Regions from separate parts of the Mus musculus genome. Here all the other regions are linked to region 1. The links are chromatin loops, found by intact Hi-C in ENCODE. Cell type or tissue: gastrocnemius. All regions are shown on one strand. Links, peaks and the distances in the headings refer to the core of each region. The heading gives the core; the rest is flanking DNA.

Region 1 (5,524 bases), core at 388-5,387:
ATGCCGGGAGTGCACAGCGTGCCTGGGTCCAAGAATCCTCTTCTTTCTTTCTTTCTTTCTTTCTTTCTTTCTTTCTTTCTTTCTTTCTTTCTTTCTTTCTTTCTTTCTTTCTCTCTCTCTCTCTCTCTTTCTTTCTTTCTTTCTTTCTTTTTTTATTGGATATTTTCTTTATTTACATTTCATTTAATCCCCTTTCCTGGTTTTCCCTCCCTATGCCAGCCTCCCTCCCCCTGCTTCTATGAGGGTGTTCCTCCACCCACCCACCTACTCCCGCCTCCCCATCCTTGATTCCCCTACACTGTGGCATCTATGGAGCTTTCATAGGACCAAAGATCTCTCCTCCCATGGATGCATGACAAGGCCATCCTCTGCTACATATGCAGCTGGAGCCATGTGTACTCTTTGGTTGATGATTTAGTCCCTGAGAGCTCTGAAGGGTCTGGTTGGTTGATATTGTTGTTCTTCCTATGAGGTTGCAAACCCCTTCAACTCTTTCAGTCCTTTCTCTAACTCCTCTATTGGGGACCCAGTGCTCCGTCCAATGGTTGCCTGCGAACATCAGCCTCTGTATTTGTAAGTCTCTGGCAGGGCCTCTCAGGAGACAGCCACATCAGGCTCCTTTCAGCATACACTTCTTGACATCCACAATAGTGTATGGGTTTGGTAACTGTATATGGGATGAATCCCAAGGTGGGACAGTCTCTGGATGGGCTTTCCTTCAGTCTCTGCTCTACACTTTATCTCCATATTTGCTTCTGTGAGTATTTTGTTCTCCTTCTAAGAAGGACCGAAGCACCCACACTTTGCTCTTCCTTCTCATCAACTCTGAGATTCCACCTCACACCAGTCAGAATGGCTAAAATAAAAACAAAACTCAGGTGACAGCAGATGTTGGAGAGAATGTGGAGAAAGGGGAACACTCCTCCATTGCTGGTGGGATTGCAAGCTTGCACAACCACTCTGGAAATCAGTTTAGCAGTTCCTCAGAAAATTGGACATCCTGAGGACCCAGCTATACCACTTTTGAGCATATACCCAGAAGATGCTCCAACATATAACAAGGACACATGCTCCACTATGTTCATAGCAGCCTTATTTATAATAGCCAGGAGCTAGAAAAAACCCAGATGTCCCTCAACAGATGAATGGATACAGAAAATGTGGTACATTTACACAATGGAGTACTACTCAGATATTAAAAATAAGAAATTCATTAAATTCTTAGGCATATGGATAGAACTAGAAAATATCATCCTGAGTGAGGTAACCCTATCAAAAAAGAACACACATGATATACACTCATTGATAAGTGGATATTAACCTTAAAGCTCCAAATAATCAGGACACAATTCACAGGTCCAAGAAGTCTAATGATGGTAACAATGGCTGTGTAACAATCCTTTCTCTCATTTTTACTCCATCTTTCTCTACCTGTGCCACCTCCACTGGATGCCAAAGGTGGTCTTTGCTTGCTGACTGAGGAGGCTCCTGGGTTGCATATTCATAGCTTTTCTGGGGGAGGGGTGTGTTAATCCTGGGTAGAACTCACTTCCTATCAAAGCATTTTGGGTCTGAGTAATCACTGTTTGAAAAAAAATTACCAATCAATATATGCATTGGTGAGTAATATGTAAAAACTTCAAGACGTTGCTAGGAGAAAAATCTTAAGGTGAAGATATTGTTGTGAAACATTTGTGCCAAAAATAAAGGAGAAGAGGAAAGATCGTATTTGCAGGGTTCTTGTTCTAAAGTGATACAATTCACTCAAAATACTACCAAAGCAACATTGTAAGGTGTATATTATCCTCATTTGAAACGTGAAGAAACAATGTTTTTAAAAACATTAAATAAAACGTTAAGTGTCATAGTACTATAGCCTACGTGGAAAATGCAATGTCTGAGATAAATCATTTAAAGCTGACTCAAAAGAATAAATGTTTTTACCCACAGCTGTACAATAAACGATAGAAAAGATAAGCATGACTGTGAACTGCTAGTGACGGGCAACTCTTTTGTTCAGCACCTGCGGTAGAATCTTGCTATCAGCAAGGCAGCAACAACATAGCTCTTCCCACTAGAAAATACGCTGAAGATTCTCACAATGGACGCTAGATGGCGATGTTGCCACAGGCTAGTTCTGCTGCAATGCGGCACAAACAGATCTCTTCAAACCATGTTCTAGAAGGTGGAGGAAAACCAGCGTGTCTAATTTATACAGTTGACATTTCAGAACCAGCGCTTAGAATTATAGAGGGCAACTCTACTGCCGCTGCATTTTTTTTCTTTAAAATATTTATCAAGAGTTTATAACTATAGCTCCAAATTTTTTGTTTGTTTGTTTTTGTTTTGTTTTTTCGAGACAGGGTTTCTCTGTGTAGCCCTGGCTGTCCTGGAACCAAGCTGTAGACCAAGCTGGCCTCGAACTCAGAAATCCGCCTGCCTCTGCCTCCCAAGTGCTGGGATTAAGGCGTGCGCCACCATCCCCGGCAAATTTTTAATTCAGTGAAACAAACCCCACAAACAGTCTTGTTCCCTGGATCTTACGTCACCTTAGCCCATAAATACTTTGAATAAATATTTTTTCAGTATTTTCAGACATAAGAGCAGATATGCATTCCTCCGTTGATTTTTGTACAAATGTTTTACACAAATATCTGGCCTCTAAGGTTTTTCTGAAGCAATGCTTGTTGACAGGATTGTCTTGTGTTCACAGAAAAAGAAAAGAACCCGTTCTTTTTCACGGCTTCCGGAGCTTCTGGAAAGAACATAAGTTTTACATATGCCTCACTGGTGGCCATAGTAACTGGCATGTTTTACAAACAACGATATAATCAATACATCTTTATTTCATGGACAAAGTGCCCCTGTAATGCAAATTTTAGAAGCAAAATTGTGAGATTCAAGACATACGCATTTTTGACTTTAGCAAACATCTCCAAATGGATGCGGTGAATTGAGTTCCCCATAAGCCAAACCACACAATATTATGAAGACAGTTGGTCTCGTAGCTATGTTAACTGGTGAGGTGGCGGGGTCTTATCTTCATCCCCAATGTGTATGTGTTAGGCTAAGCACCTATTTATTGAATACAAATTTTGTGGGTTTTTTTTTTTTTTCTCGGTCTGGTTGGTTGGTTGGTTGGTTGGTTTGCTTGCTTTTTGTTTTGAGTTTTTGTTTTTGTTTTTTTTTTTTTGTTTGTTTTTTGTTTTTTAATTGTAAGAGTTAGGGCACCCAACTCTGAGTGTCCAAAATGAAAAGAAAAAAAATTATCAAATAATGGGCATATATATAAAACACTCTCCCCACACACACACTCACACATACACTGTTTGTCTCTCTGTCTCTCTCCGTCTGTGTGCGCGTGTGTATGTGTGCGCGTGTGTATGTGTGCGCGCGCGCATGTGTGTGTGTGTGTGTGTGTGTGTGTGTGTGTGTGTGTGTTCGTGTTCCATCTGGGTGGTATTCCCTGGTAGCTCTTTTATAAATTGTCTCAGTCAGATCTAAGCATGGCTCCTTGGGTTCAGCAATCTCTACATAAGCAAATTGTAATGTTAGTTATCCTCAATCAATGTATACGGTATTTATTATTAAACAATATGAGAATTGCAGCAAACCCCTATAGAACATGTAGGAAACGGGGCCATGACAGAGGTAGCAGGAATAGCCTGTGCTGCACTAAAGAGTTCCTTGGGAATAAAAATCCAGCTAGCCTGGTTCTGTTGGCTCTTTCTGGCTGAGCAGTCCTATCCTTAGACAGGAGTTAAGGAGACTTGAGGTCCCCTTAGAAATTGTATCATATTCTTAATGTGACACTCTAAGCCTCAGAGTGGCCAAGGCTTTGCCCACAGCCTCAGCATTTGATGAGGCCACCCCAGGAGTTCCTTTTGTCAGCACATCAGCACGTTGGCATCCAGATGTGCTGTCTGGGAACTGGCTTCTTTGTATTTATATGTGTTCTATGACTACAGAAACAGCCGGACAGCTGTGGTCCCCGACTCCCAACCGTGCACTGGGGGCCCTTGGCTCTTCTGCCTTTAAAGGGAACGCATTTCCATCACTTCTCAGTTCATCCTGAGGGGTCATCTGAACCACAGATGATCATTTCAGATCATTTCCGATCGGGCTGTCCCTGCAAGGGAGCAGAAGAAGCTTGGCAAGCCAATGCATGCAGGTAACAGTTAAGTACCAAGTGCTTAAACACGCACTTGGAGATTTTAATGCGAATGAACTGGTCGGCTCTATTACTCTCTTTTAAAGGTTTCTGCCGGATATTTAAATGATACATTGCTATGACAAACACATGTGCCCCCCCCCCCACACACACACACAGGCTCTCTTTCATTCTGTCTCCTCTTTGTCTTCAGGCTTCTTTTCTCAGTATGTTACAATTCGCTATTTTCTTGTGCATTCTCCAGACATATATGAATGTGATAGCATAATTATAAACAACATATCTTCATGATAATGTGCATCACATTAAATTTTCTTGATTTGCTTTTTTTTTCTCATTTTTGAGAATTTTACATCTAGAATCCTTTATCACACAGAGGTGTTTTACTCCTGAACTAGTCCCGTTTGGTGGGCACTTAGTGCCGATTGCATCCCGCACTGTTACCAACAACACATAATGAATTTCATGCCCATGCCATTTTTCTCTTGTCCAAGTACATTTGTAGAATACATTTATAAACATTTGATTGCAGGGTAATAGCCCATGCAGCTCTTATTTTCATAAACATTCCCGCATTGTTCGTTATAAGCATTGCCAACATACACTTCATCAGCAATTCATGAAGGCGCTTATTTCATAGTGTGGCTCACATAGCTTAAACAATTGGGTCTGGGTTGGGGTGGTTTTTGTTTTTGTTGTTGTTGTTTTGTTTTTTGTTTTTTTGCCAGCCTGACAGGTAAAAATGGTACTTATCTCCATTGAAAATGACGTCTCTTGTTTTGAGTAAGATTAGGCAAGTCTTAAAAAGTTTATGAGACACTACTGAAAAAGTTAAGAGATGGTTGACAACTGGCATTAGCAAACCAATCAGAGTTAGGCTTAGTGGACAAATAGTGATGTATAGATGGCTGGTGGGCAATCAGAAGGTATATAGATGGTTTGTGGGCAGTCAGGAGATGTCTAGATGGCTTGTGAGCACTCAGAGGATGTGTAGGTGACATGTGAGCATCCTGAGGATGTATAGATTGCTTGTGAGCTCTTAGGAGATGTATAGATGGCTCGTGAGCTCTCAAGAGATGTATAGATGGCTTGTGAGCACTCAGAAGATGTATAGATGCCCTATGAGTGCTAACTTCCTTGTTTTTAGGTAAAGAAATCTCTGGGAAGCACCTAGGCCCAGTTTTGTCTTCAGCCCCTGTGCTAAGGGACAATGACATGTCTGTGGTCCTGAGGCTATGACTCTTCTCAGATTTGATTCATGCATATTATTTGTGAGTCAAGCAAACAGCTCATATGTAGGTGTGTGGGGTGATCATTCCTCTGCAGGGTGGATATTTCTTTCCTTTCCATTGT
Region 2 (5,524 bases), core at 223-5,222, 77 kb after region 1:
GCATACATATGTATTTCAGATCCACCAAAGGACAATTTAATAATACAGCATTTCCCATTTGCATTTGGGACAGATAGTCTTCCCTCAATTGCATCTTGGAAAACTGGTTTTCTATTCTGTTTTCTTTCAGAAACAGTTTCTAGAAATCACATAAAGAGTTTAGGCTTAGCCAGGCAGTGGTGGCGCATGCCTTTAATCCCAGCACTCGGGAGGCAGAGGCAGGCGGATTTCTGAGTTCGAGGCCAGCCTGGTCTACAAAGTGAGCTCCAGGACAGCCAGGGCTATACAGAGAAACCCTGTATCGAGAAAAAAAAAAGAGTTTAGGCTTTGACCCCCTCCTTATCAACATCTTTAGTTCAATGACAAGATTGGGGTTGTCAAACTTTAGGTGATACAATTTTTTTTAAGAGATAAACAACATAAGGCGTTTGGATGGACTGAGTTTTGGACAGGTAAAAAACAAACCAAACTTATTGTGGTTGAAGCAGCAAGTAGTTAAGTGCCTGTGTTTGTGTAGACTAGGTATGGGAGTTTTGACCACCAGTAAGCTCAACAAACAGCAAGATACTGGTACCTCGTAAACTATTTCAATCCTTGTCAATACTGTCAAGAGAAGAGTAAAAGAATAAGAGAGACATTACAACTAAGTATGACTGTAAGTCTATGAGATGGAGAAGGGCTGGGGATGGTCAGAGGCAAGTCTTAGGAAAGTAATGTATAAGTATGAATGTATTGATCTACATATGCATGAGAAAATTCCATAGGATCTCCTACTGGTGTGTTGATTAACAGCTTGTAGATCTAGATTACAAATATGTAGTTGCCCCTGACTTGTACTATTTGAACCAAAAAGAAAAGTTATTTACACAGTTTCTAAGTGGTAAGAGGATCAGGTTCAATAAATATGTCTGAGAGTTCTGGAGTAGGGATTTCTGAAGTCTATGCCTGAGAGCTCTTTGGTACTCACAGCTCTGCCTCCATTGATAATAGACTGATCAGCACCTGTCAGCATTCGCACAACTGCATTGCTCACATGAGATTCAAGACTATATGAGAGGTTTTGGAGAAATGGCTTTCACTCTTTTAGAAAATCCAAGTTCAGTTCCCAGCATCTATGTCATGTGGCCTACAGATACTCCTGATGGCATCTTCAGGAAGAGTCAATGCCTCTCACCTGTATCCACAAAAATCTCTAAGTGCTAAGATCAGTTTCAATAAAGATGTCAAGAGTTTAGGAGTAGAGATTGCTGAAGCTTAGTGGGTCCATGGCCGAGAGCTATTTGATCTTCACAGCTCAGACTCCATTGATACTCACCCACTGTATTTACTTCCATATATGTCACTGAAAATGCTTAGGTTTTTATAAGCTACATTAAGGAATGATCCAGGAGTCTGATTCAGATCCCAGCTTCCTTCCTGGGGAGGCAAACTTTCAGGACAAAACAAAATGGAAATATTCTCCAAGAGGAACCCAGGGTGTTACCTGACATTCAGCTGTAAGTCAGGCCAATCATTTACTAAATGCTTGGTGAAGACACTACAAGAGTGTTAGTCACGTTTTGTTTTTTTCTGGTGATGGGGATAGCAGGAGGACAAGATGTAGCTACGAGTGTGTCCTAGCTTCAGTGGCGGATCTGTCAGGATTCACCACCAGAGAATTTAGACTTAATAAGGCTTATAAGATTAGGATTTTAATGCTGCACCCAGTTATTGAGTTATCATCATTTCTGAACTAAGTTTATATTGTATTTTCTTTCATGTGATGGCTTTTCCAGGTTCAAGAGAGAAAGGTATGGCAGCAAAGCATGTGTTTGTCTGAGGAGCACCACAAATGTTAGAGGGAGGGTAACCTAGCAAGCTGGGTGGAGAGATTGTGGAGTTCTGAGTCTCCACAAGATAAAAACAGGTCGGGACATGCAGATGGAGCTGAGAGTTTTATATCTTCATCTGAAGGCAGCTAGAGAAGACTGCCTTCCAGGCAGCTAAGATGAGGGTCTTAGAGCCCATACCCATAGTAACACACTTCCTCCAACAAGGCCACACCTCCTAATAATACCACTCCCTGGGTCAAGCATATTCAAACCACCACCGATGCTGTACAGAGTTCCTCCTTGGAGAAGTGGCTTATGCTTGATGAACATGAATCAAAAGAACTGCAATAAAGATTAGACTCACCCTGTGGGGAAATGAGTGAACAGCAAGATAGTAAAGCCAAACTACACCCCAGAGCTCATCTGTGCAACATTTGACTTTTACTACAGTGGAAACTGAGTCCTAGATAAATGGATGACTTTTCTCTCCCAAAGATTCTCTCTCAGTGAGTAGGTGTTTAAAGGAGAAGGGGCGGGGATGGAGGGGAGACTGGGTGATTATATTTACTTTCAGAAAATCTTTAATGGAAAAAAAAAAAGAGAAAGAAATGAAGAGCCTGTGATCTGTTTATTCTCATCCTGTCCTTCCCTGTTGCAAAACACAGCATCTGTTATTTCAAATGAGTGCAGTTTGGGATGTGCACACAAAGTGTACTGAAGACCCCATAGCTACCCTTTGGTGTTTTCAGAGTTACTGTGAACACAGGGGTGTGATCTGAAGGGGGCAGGGAGAAGGATATCAAAGGTAAGGGTGGAAAAATGTATTCACACCTAAATGATTGTAATGTTCTCATATGAGGTCTGATTGACTAACAGGTCCTTGGCTTTTCTGGTAATTAAACTTCAGGTACTAAAGGAAAAGCCTGCGTTGGCTTTCAGGGAGGCCTCAGGAAAATGTTACAGCGAAGGCAAATTACTTTTCATTTACTTAGCAAACTTTTAGACTGAAGAAAAATCAATACCTCACCAATTCTTGCCAGTGTTTATCTGATATGTCTCCTACAATACTCAGATGCAACAATTTAACCATGGTCTAAATGAGAAAAACTGCCAATGGCTACATTAAATGGCTCTGTAGCCAATGTGCTGTTCACTTAGAATGTTTCGTAAAGGACAGACCCATTAGTTATTGCCACTTTTTCCAGATCTATGGAGAAATTACCTTAATTTTCTCTTTGGTTGCCACAACATACAAATCTTCCCTTCTTGAGAAATGGCAAACAGTGAAGTAGCAATTTACTGGCTTGGAAAGATTTTATAATTTAAAATATTAAAATAGGTAGATCAGACTATTAGAAACATTTCTCTGAAGGACAGATTGTATCCTAATAGTTCTTCAGTGCAGAGTCAGAAGAAACTAAGAGTTCCATTAGAGGTTAGGTTAAAATATGAAGGAATTTGGAACTCCAGTCATTTGGAGATCTCAAAAGTATGTCTAGTAAGAGTGGCCTCCTATTGGCTATCAAGTTGGTATAGATTCTTGGAAAGTGCCATGGAATGTAATATCCACTAACAGTCATGAAAGGGTATGAATAACTCAGAATCAGTCTTTAAAAGAAGACCAAGAGAAAAATAAGAGGGAGCAGTAAGAAATGGAGGAAAGGAGGAGAGGGCTCAGGTGAAAGCATAGAGGACCCCCCCCCCCATTACCTTGCTCTCCTTTTCTAGGTTTTCTCCTTCACAGTCAGCATTCGCACCCTTTCCTCTCAGAATAACAGTCTATCCAGCTGCCTGCTCCTTGACACCGTCAAGAACATTTCGTCTACCACCCAATGATTTCAGATAAGACGGGCAAACATGAACCTATCTAAGTTCACCCTGTTCTCTTTCCATGGAGTTGACATTGGGCAAGTTTCGTCTGTGCTGTGAGTAAGCCAGCTCTCTGTCTTTTGTATATATTCATCTTGAGATGTTGTTCATGCTCATTCCTTCTATTCTGCATCTCTCAGGGGTGGCAGGATCGAATTTATCTAACTCTGGGAACCATGGAACCTTGTTTGCAAGGTCTCTCTCAAAACTATGCCATGGTAGCCTCCCAAACACAGTCCTCCCTGCCCTATAAAATCTAGAGCCTATTAAAACAACAACAAAGTGAACAACAAACAAACAAGCAAAAATCTAATAGCCAAACTCTTTTTTTGTGTGTGTGTTTTTTTGTGGTTTTTCGAGACAGGCTGTCCTGGAACTCACTTTGTAGGCCAGGCTGGGCTCGAACTCAGAAATCTGCCTGCTTCTACCTCCTGAGTGCTGGGATTAAAAGTGTGCACCACCACGCCCGGCATAGCCAGAGTCTTAGGGCAAGAAGCAAGGGAGGGGGCTCGAGGCCACAGCTTTTGTTCTAGTTTCTTGAATAGAGATTTTATACCAGTCTACATAGAGCTGCAAGAAAAGTATTAATTTTAAGAATCTCAGCATCACAGGCATGATTTCCCACTTTGCTCTTGTTTATTTTCCCACCATACATGACCTAGAAAACAGACACCATGGCCCACTTGCTCCATACAGCTCACAATGTGGAACACGGGCTATAGTGTTTGCTAAGTCGGGAGTTTATAGCATGTTTTGAAGTGTCTTTAGTAGCCTGGCCTGAAGATGGGCTACTGCTCTAGTCTAGAACTAGTAGTAAGAAAACTCACAGGTTCTTTTTATAGTAATAGATTTTTTAAAAGAATCTCTCCCCTTTCTGTTATGTATTCTATTTATCTAGTATAAATATATGAGCCTGCAAGACATTCAGTTCCTCTCAGTCAGTACTGGGTGGCCCCTACTGCACTTCACAACCTGTTTTTCCACTTGGGCAACAGAATTTAGAAAAGGCACATTAGACTCCTACTTGGATGCTGTTGGAATAGTCATGGGCTATTCTAGGGTTGGTGTAACCTTTCCCCCAGAGAACTCTATTTCCACGAACAGAAACTAGATGCCTGGGCGTTGATGCATGGAAGGTTATTACTGCACAAGAGTGACCCTTCACCTACTAAACTTCCCCATGTTGACTGAGCTGCCAGGCAGTTCCGGCTGGGCTGTTGGAGTGGGTGTGCGACTAACCTTTCACCTACTTCATCTGCCTTGGGAAAGCAAGGTGGTACCTGCCTGGCTTCTGTAAGACGAGCTTTTTTTTTTTTTTCTTCTTCTCAAACAACCCAGATAAAACTGTGGGGACAGGAAGTCCCTTTATTTTCAAACAAGAAACAAGTTACTGCTGCCCTGGCAAAGTAAAATAATCCCTGTGCTTGAAATAGCACGTTGTTAAAGTAAAGAATGCTCGAATCAGCATGCATTCAGGAGTCTGGACATTAAAATACAAGATAGTGCTGCCCAGTGTGTGAAGGGCAGAAGAAAGGATGCAACAGGAGAGCCCCGACCTTTCGTACTCTGCCTGGGTCCTCTTTGGCCCCAGCACTGGCTGTTGAAATCCAGCCAGACCCTATTTGTCACTCAAGATTATAAACATGTTTTCTGAACTCAGCACTTCGGCTCCTCTAATTTATTTTTAGAGCAGAGGAAAGAACTGTATGTCTGTGTGGTGATATTAAAATTGAAGATGTTAGAAGAGTTGTTAGGGTCAGAGCCTGGGCCCTGGAAGCCCTAACAAACCAGGCTCCTCCACAATCCTCAACAGGGTAATTACAGAGACAAGAAAAACAGAGGAA
Region 3 (5,524 bases), core at 418-5,417, 180 kb after region 1:
ACAGTTGTTGATTCTTCTGGGGGAAAATTTCACCACCATTATCAAGCACCTGCGTGGACCTGCCTGTTGAAGATTCTCTGCTAAATGCTTCCCCATGTCCATCCTGTTAGGCTCACTTTGAGCCCCTGGTTAATGCTTCCCAGGTGACCTTAGCTAAGTTATTCAACTTTTCTTTGATTCCCAACATATGCTAAGCTCTCCTTAGGCTATGATTTAATCAGGATAAGTTAAATGTGTTTCTGTAACAACATTCAAATGCCTGAGGCTTAAAGCAAAGGAAGTTCCTCACTCCTCTCCCCGAGACAAAGTAGCTAGAGGGGCAGGAAGAGTTTCCTTCTTGGTGTGTTAAATTTGACATTCTTTAGTATCATTATTAAATATCCAGGGGTTGTGAGTTTTACACGGTGAAATAGAGGGTTCTGGATGTCCGGGAGGTGAGGCAGGCTGGAAAATCTCAAGTGAACACCCTTGGATGGTATTGAAACCACGGGACTGGATGGGCACAGCCATATTTGAGTTTAGACAGGAAAACCTGTAGCAATGCACTAACACTTCCCTGCACAACAGAGAAAGAGATGCCGTCCTTGTGGCTGCTGGCAGGGAAGCAAAGCACGGGCTGTCAGCTCAGCTCTGTCCTTGTGGCTGGCCACGCTCCTCCACAGTTGCCTCATCTTAGAGAAGGCATCCTGCCAAAGCCCAGCTGAGGTGTGCTTGCCTTAGCCGCATGAGAACAGGAAGCAGAGATAGTAAACTAGTTCCCCGAGACTCCTGAAGCAAATCTTTTTCATATCAAGGCTTACCTGCCGGCTTCCTCACAATATTGCTTCTCGTCCCCTGGGAGGCAGATGTTTTTCAAACAGCCTATGTTTATTTATCATTTTGTTTATTTTAAGGTTACTGAACCTGAAAGAAAAGATATCTTTCTAGATGCGCAGCTGGAAAACAAGATGCGGGTACTGACTGCGCTCAGGCATCTTATGTTTACTTCATTTTCTTTTATCTTTTTAATTCCAAAGCCCACTGATTAAAATTTAGCCAAGTAACCAGAGATAAGAGTGAATAGCTCACACTCGTGGAAAATGGGCTGTTATTATGCAGTCTTGCATTCATCTTGTGGGGCACATGGTGAGACCGTATCTTCCCTTGAAACTGTTGAAATGCTTTTCTGTAGAAATGAATGCTATTATTGCCATTCAACTGAAAAAAGAGGCTAATCCAGAGGAACTTAAAAAAACAAAACAAAAACAAAAACAAAAAAAACAGAATATAGGCTTCTTACTTTACCCAGGGACACAATTCTGCTCTGGTGGCTTTCTGAGTGTCACGTGACAACAAGCTCAGCTAGGAAGGGGACCTTGGAGAAAGGCCTTCTTCTGCGAATACAGTTGGGGAGGGTTGCAGCTATTATATCCAGACCTCCCTCTGTGTGGTGAGAAAAGTTGAGACTGATAACCAGGTCCTCAGTAAGAAATGGCTGCCGGCAATGCCTAGGGAAATGGGAGATGGCTGCTAGTTACCTACCACTGCAATCGCAGACCATCACAAATGAAGTGGCTCAGAGTGGCACAAATGCATTATCTTATAATGCCACGGCCAGAGGTTGGAACCATGACTCAGCAGAAGTGGTACCTGGGCCAGGATCAGCCAAAAGTTATTGGATCCAAATTTTACCGAATACTATTCTAGATGTTTCTTATGGTGGTGCTTGTTTTAATTGCTAACTTATTTATTTAAGATACAAAATAGTGTGTTTTATTATGACACATATATACTTACTACATATCCTTCATTGTATCTTGTTTATTCTCATGCTGTCGTGCTATTTCCCTCTTCCCCCAGCTGATCCACTTCCCCCACCCCCCACAAAGTCCCCCTTCTGCCCTTACTTTCTGTACATATGTGAAACTCACACATATGTTTTCCACAGATGAAAAAAGTCAACATTTTTATATTACTCCCTGGCCTCCTGGCTTCTTTTTGTAAAAGTGATTTTTTTTTTTTTTTTTGGATAAGATTCTCATTTCAATCTATAGACTTTGAATAAAAGCAGATTGTCTTCCCAGCCTGCAAAAGGAGATCCTTTCCCCTGACTGATGCTCTTTCCAGGGCCTCCCTGAGATGGTAGCAGGGAGCGAGACTGATTTATACAAAACCTCACGTTCTTGCTGCACTAAATGAGGGTTTCTCCTTTACCTATAAGCCCACTATCATTATTCTAGATCAGCATTTCCCAAATTCTGTTCGATGACATATTAATACTGTGTGGTATATTGAAAAGAACTCTGTGATTAGATAAATGCGTGTGTTCTGGGCAACTTTGTACAGGCCCATGTTAGCATGCACAAGACAGGAGGGAAGCTGATGTCTTTAACAAGAGCCTACCCAGAATTATTTGGTCATTGGTCTGTCTTCTGTACCACACCTGCTAGCCACACAACACAGTGGACTTTGGAGCATTTATTCCTAGACAGAAGTAAAGATGCCACACAGACCCAACACAGAAAGAAAGATCCAGACATGATGCATAGTCACTTGCAGGTGTGAGGGTCTTGCTTGTTTCAGCATTCCCTCCAATGCTGAATTGCTTGACCTATTAACAGTGTCTTGAGGAAACTGGTGAGAGCCAAGATTCAAGGGGCTTGTCACTCCATCTCTGTTCTGCACAACTAGTTAAGATCTTAACTCAGGAAATCTTGCTACAGAACTTACACTTTTAGACGTTACTTTTCAGAGTTTAGACTGTCACAACCAAGACAGGCGTGCCCACTGCCCACTGCCCACCCTGATCCAACCAGAAATGTTGGCAAAGGAGGACGTGTCACCGACCTGCTTTTCCCTTATCAGTAGCACCGGAGAACTCAAGTTCATTGACTGACATGCAGGTTATAGTGGAGACAAACATTCTTTGAGCAGGGCAACAGCAAAGTCCAGGACAGTCCCAAGACTGTCCTTACCAGTCACCCTCTCTAGAATAGGTGAGACAGCACCACCTAGTGTCCAGCACAGGTACTCTGCATTGAGGTCACTGACCACTATCTGGTTTTTACAAGTTAAGCCCTTTGCTCCCAGATTTGTTTTAAGTGGTTCAACGGAAAGAATACAGTTAGCCTCATGAGATGGTTTTGAAAGTTAAGAGGAGTGTAGACAAAACTCCAGGTGTGCCATAAAACACCATGTATGACAAGGTTTTGGTTTTCTCTCTCTTTTTGGCAAAGCTCTATAGCCCAGCCTGGCCTAGAACTCGGCATCCTCACAGCCCAGTCCCCCAAACACTGGCACTGCAGGTCTGTGCCATCACACCTGGATTTCTTACAATTATTGTGAAGTCCAGCCTGCCATTTCCTAGGGTTCTTCTGACCTTATCTACAGTGATTCAACCTTCCTTACAGAGAGCAGATTCTCTTTTTACTTCTATCATGCCCCCTTCTTAACTAAGTCTGGCCTTGTCCATTGGAAAAAGGTTGGGTGGGGGTACCAAAATCCTAAATCCACAGTGAACAAAGGCTAAGGATGCTGTGTTGAGGGTCTCTGGTGGTATTGACGAAGAACTACTCTCACTGCTGCAGGGGCAGGGAAGGGGGTTGTCTCAGAAAAGGCAAGTGTCTGCTTTTCTTCAGTTCCCAGGGGCCTTCCGATGAGTAGAAATGTCTTAGGAGCTGGCATGTGCCTCATACTTTTGCCATTTTCCCTCCTTGTGAGTTTTCTCACTTGGATTAGTAAAGAGCTGAGATGAGAGTCTCAGGGCCTTGTCGATTTAACCGGCACCTCCAAACCTGGGTCCTTGAGCACCTGATGAAATTGTTTAGATTATCTTCTGTAAGTCATTACTTGCAGAGGTTACAAAGAAAACAGTGCCTTTGTGTTTCCAAATCTGATATCTTTCTGCTAAATGGTGTTTAAAGTGTTCACAGGATAATGAGGTCCAGGCTCCTCTAAACAAGAAAAAATTATAGAAGCGCTGATGGAAAAAAAATAAAGTCATTCAGGCCCGAGAAAATGCCATCCTTTAATTTCCCGTTCTAGATGCTTCTAGCTATAAGGCGAAGATAACACACCCAGTCTGAAAGCTTAGAGAGGAAGCTGCCTTGGCTTTGAGGGGGGAGCTTAAACTAAAGAAAGCCTGCCGGAAGAGGGAACTGATTTTGAGGATGCCGGAGACTCCTGTTGGCAACACCTCACAATTTGTAATTTGAGAAAATATCCTGGAATAGTCTTGTAGGTAAAAATAATTGGCAATTGGATTGCTAATGGGTACCGCTTAAAAAGAAGCAGCTTAATAACAAGTGAGTTTAGAGGCAGGGGTTTGCTTGGCAACGGGCTGCATCTGCTGCTTAGCATCTCACAGGGTCTCCTTGCTGGAAGTCAGAGCTTCCACTTGCACCCACCCAGCTGGTTTTGTTACTTAATATCTTGCAATTCCTCCAAATTTCAGTAATTTGGAAATTGATCAAAGAGGTATTTTTAATTACAGAGTTTAATTTTAAGGAAAATGAATAAATGGATTTTTAATATAACTTCTTCAATCACTTCCCTCCGCCTCCTTGTATTGTTGCAGCAAATCAGAAAACCCATATAAAGGCATTATCCTATTAAAAAGGACTGAATTGTTCTCACTTAGGTTGTCTGCTTACAAAACTAGATCTTCTGTGTGCTAGAAAATGATGAAGTGGGAATAAATTATTGCTTTGGGGGAGCCAAAGATGCATCAACTGTTGTGTGTGTGTGTGTGTGTGTGTGTGTGTGTGTGTGTCCTTTAAACTAAGCACATTTACCCTGCCCAGCCGACATCCAAAACACCTCATGGTGGGTGACTTTTTTCAAACTACTGGAACTCAGATATAATGGTTAAGCGTCCCAGATCAGGTCAAGGAAGCACAAAGTCTCTGTAGAATTCTTTAATCAGCCCACCGCCTCAGAAGGGAGAGTGGCATACAGTTCGCATTGAGGCACAGTAGGACCAACCAACATGGACTTGGGGAAAACAGCCCTGAGCCTGCTCAAATGAGACAAGCCAGGTTTTCTGATTTCTCATCTGTGAGATGAGGAAAATAACATGCACTTCACACAGTTGTCAGAGAATTAAATGAGACATTTTATTCTAAAGTCCCTGACATAGCCATACCATACGTGCTTAATATATGTTCTTTTCCTTCCCATTTTCTCCTCCGTGTGCATATATGCTGGCAACATCAATTTCTTTTATGTGTAGAGCCGATGCTGTTAACTTTATTAAGCGAGCTTTTTCCATTAAGCATTTATCCTTATTCATTAGCTTGGAGGACTGGTGCACAAAGATATTAAATTATTTACTCAAGTTTAATGAATGAAATTGAAAACCTTTTTTCCCCTGCTTAACATGAATGTGCCCTTTTCAGTATGCAGAGCCTTGTTGCATTTATTCAGCAGCTACTGCTAAGTGCTTAGTTTGGAACACAGGATTAATGAGAGCGGAGACATGGCGTTGGTCACCATGGCGACCAAGCTAGCATTGCTCTGTTCCAAGCTCAGGCAAGGAATGTAGTGC

What was found. A loop is a pair of places that touch in the nucleus more often than their neighbours do. Peaks named below come from ENCODE experiments on the same cell type or tissue, not always from the same donor. Only the 100,000 strongest peaks of a DNase experiment are listed, where the experiment ranks them.
Region 2: it touches region 1 in a loop (4-fold over the local background); 2 of 42 quality-filtered maps call a loop at or near these places.
Region 3: a loop joins it to region 1, with 8 times the contacts of the local background. A loop is called at or near these places in 39 of 42 quality-filtered maps.

What each region holds. Positions count from the first base shown.
Region 1 is chr6:5,586,443-5,591,966 of GRCm38, reverse strand. No RefSeq gene overlaps it. Among named protein-coding and RNA genes, the nearest start is that of Gm34470, 26 kb to the right of the region's middle. In gastrocnemius, for the core only: no CTCF peak of the experiment used is centred there; DNase peaks (open chromatin) are centred at 2,113 and 2,412; H3K27ac peaks cover 417 bases.
Region 2 is chr6:5,509,231-5,514,754 of GRCm38, reverse strand. No RefSeq gene overlaps it. Among named protein-coding and RNA genes, the nearest start is that of Pdk4, 16 kb to the right of the region's middle. In gastrocnemius, for the core only: no CTCF peak of the experiment used is centred there; no DNase peak of the experiment used is centred there; H3K4me3 peaks cover 452 bases; H3K27ac peaks cover 3,238 bases.
Region 3 is chr6:5,408,596-5,414,119 of GRCm38, reverse strand. All of the region lies in intron 2 of Asb4 (ankyrin repeat and SOCS box-containing 4), which reads right to left. Among named protein-coding and RNA genes, the nearest start is that of Asb4, 21 kb to the right of the region's middle. In gastrocnemius, for the core only: no CTCF peak of the experiment used is centred there; DNase peaks (open chromatin) are centred at 656 and 2,978; H3K4me3 peaks cover 187 bases; H3K27ac peaks cover 1,162 bases.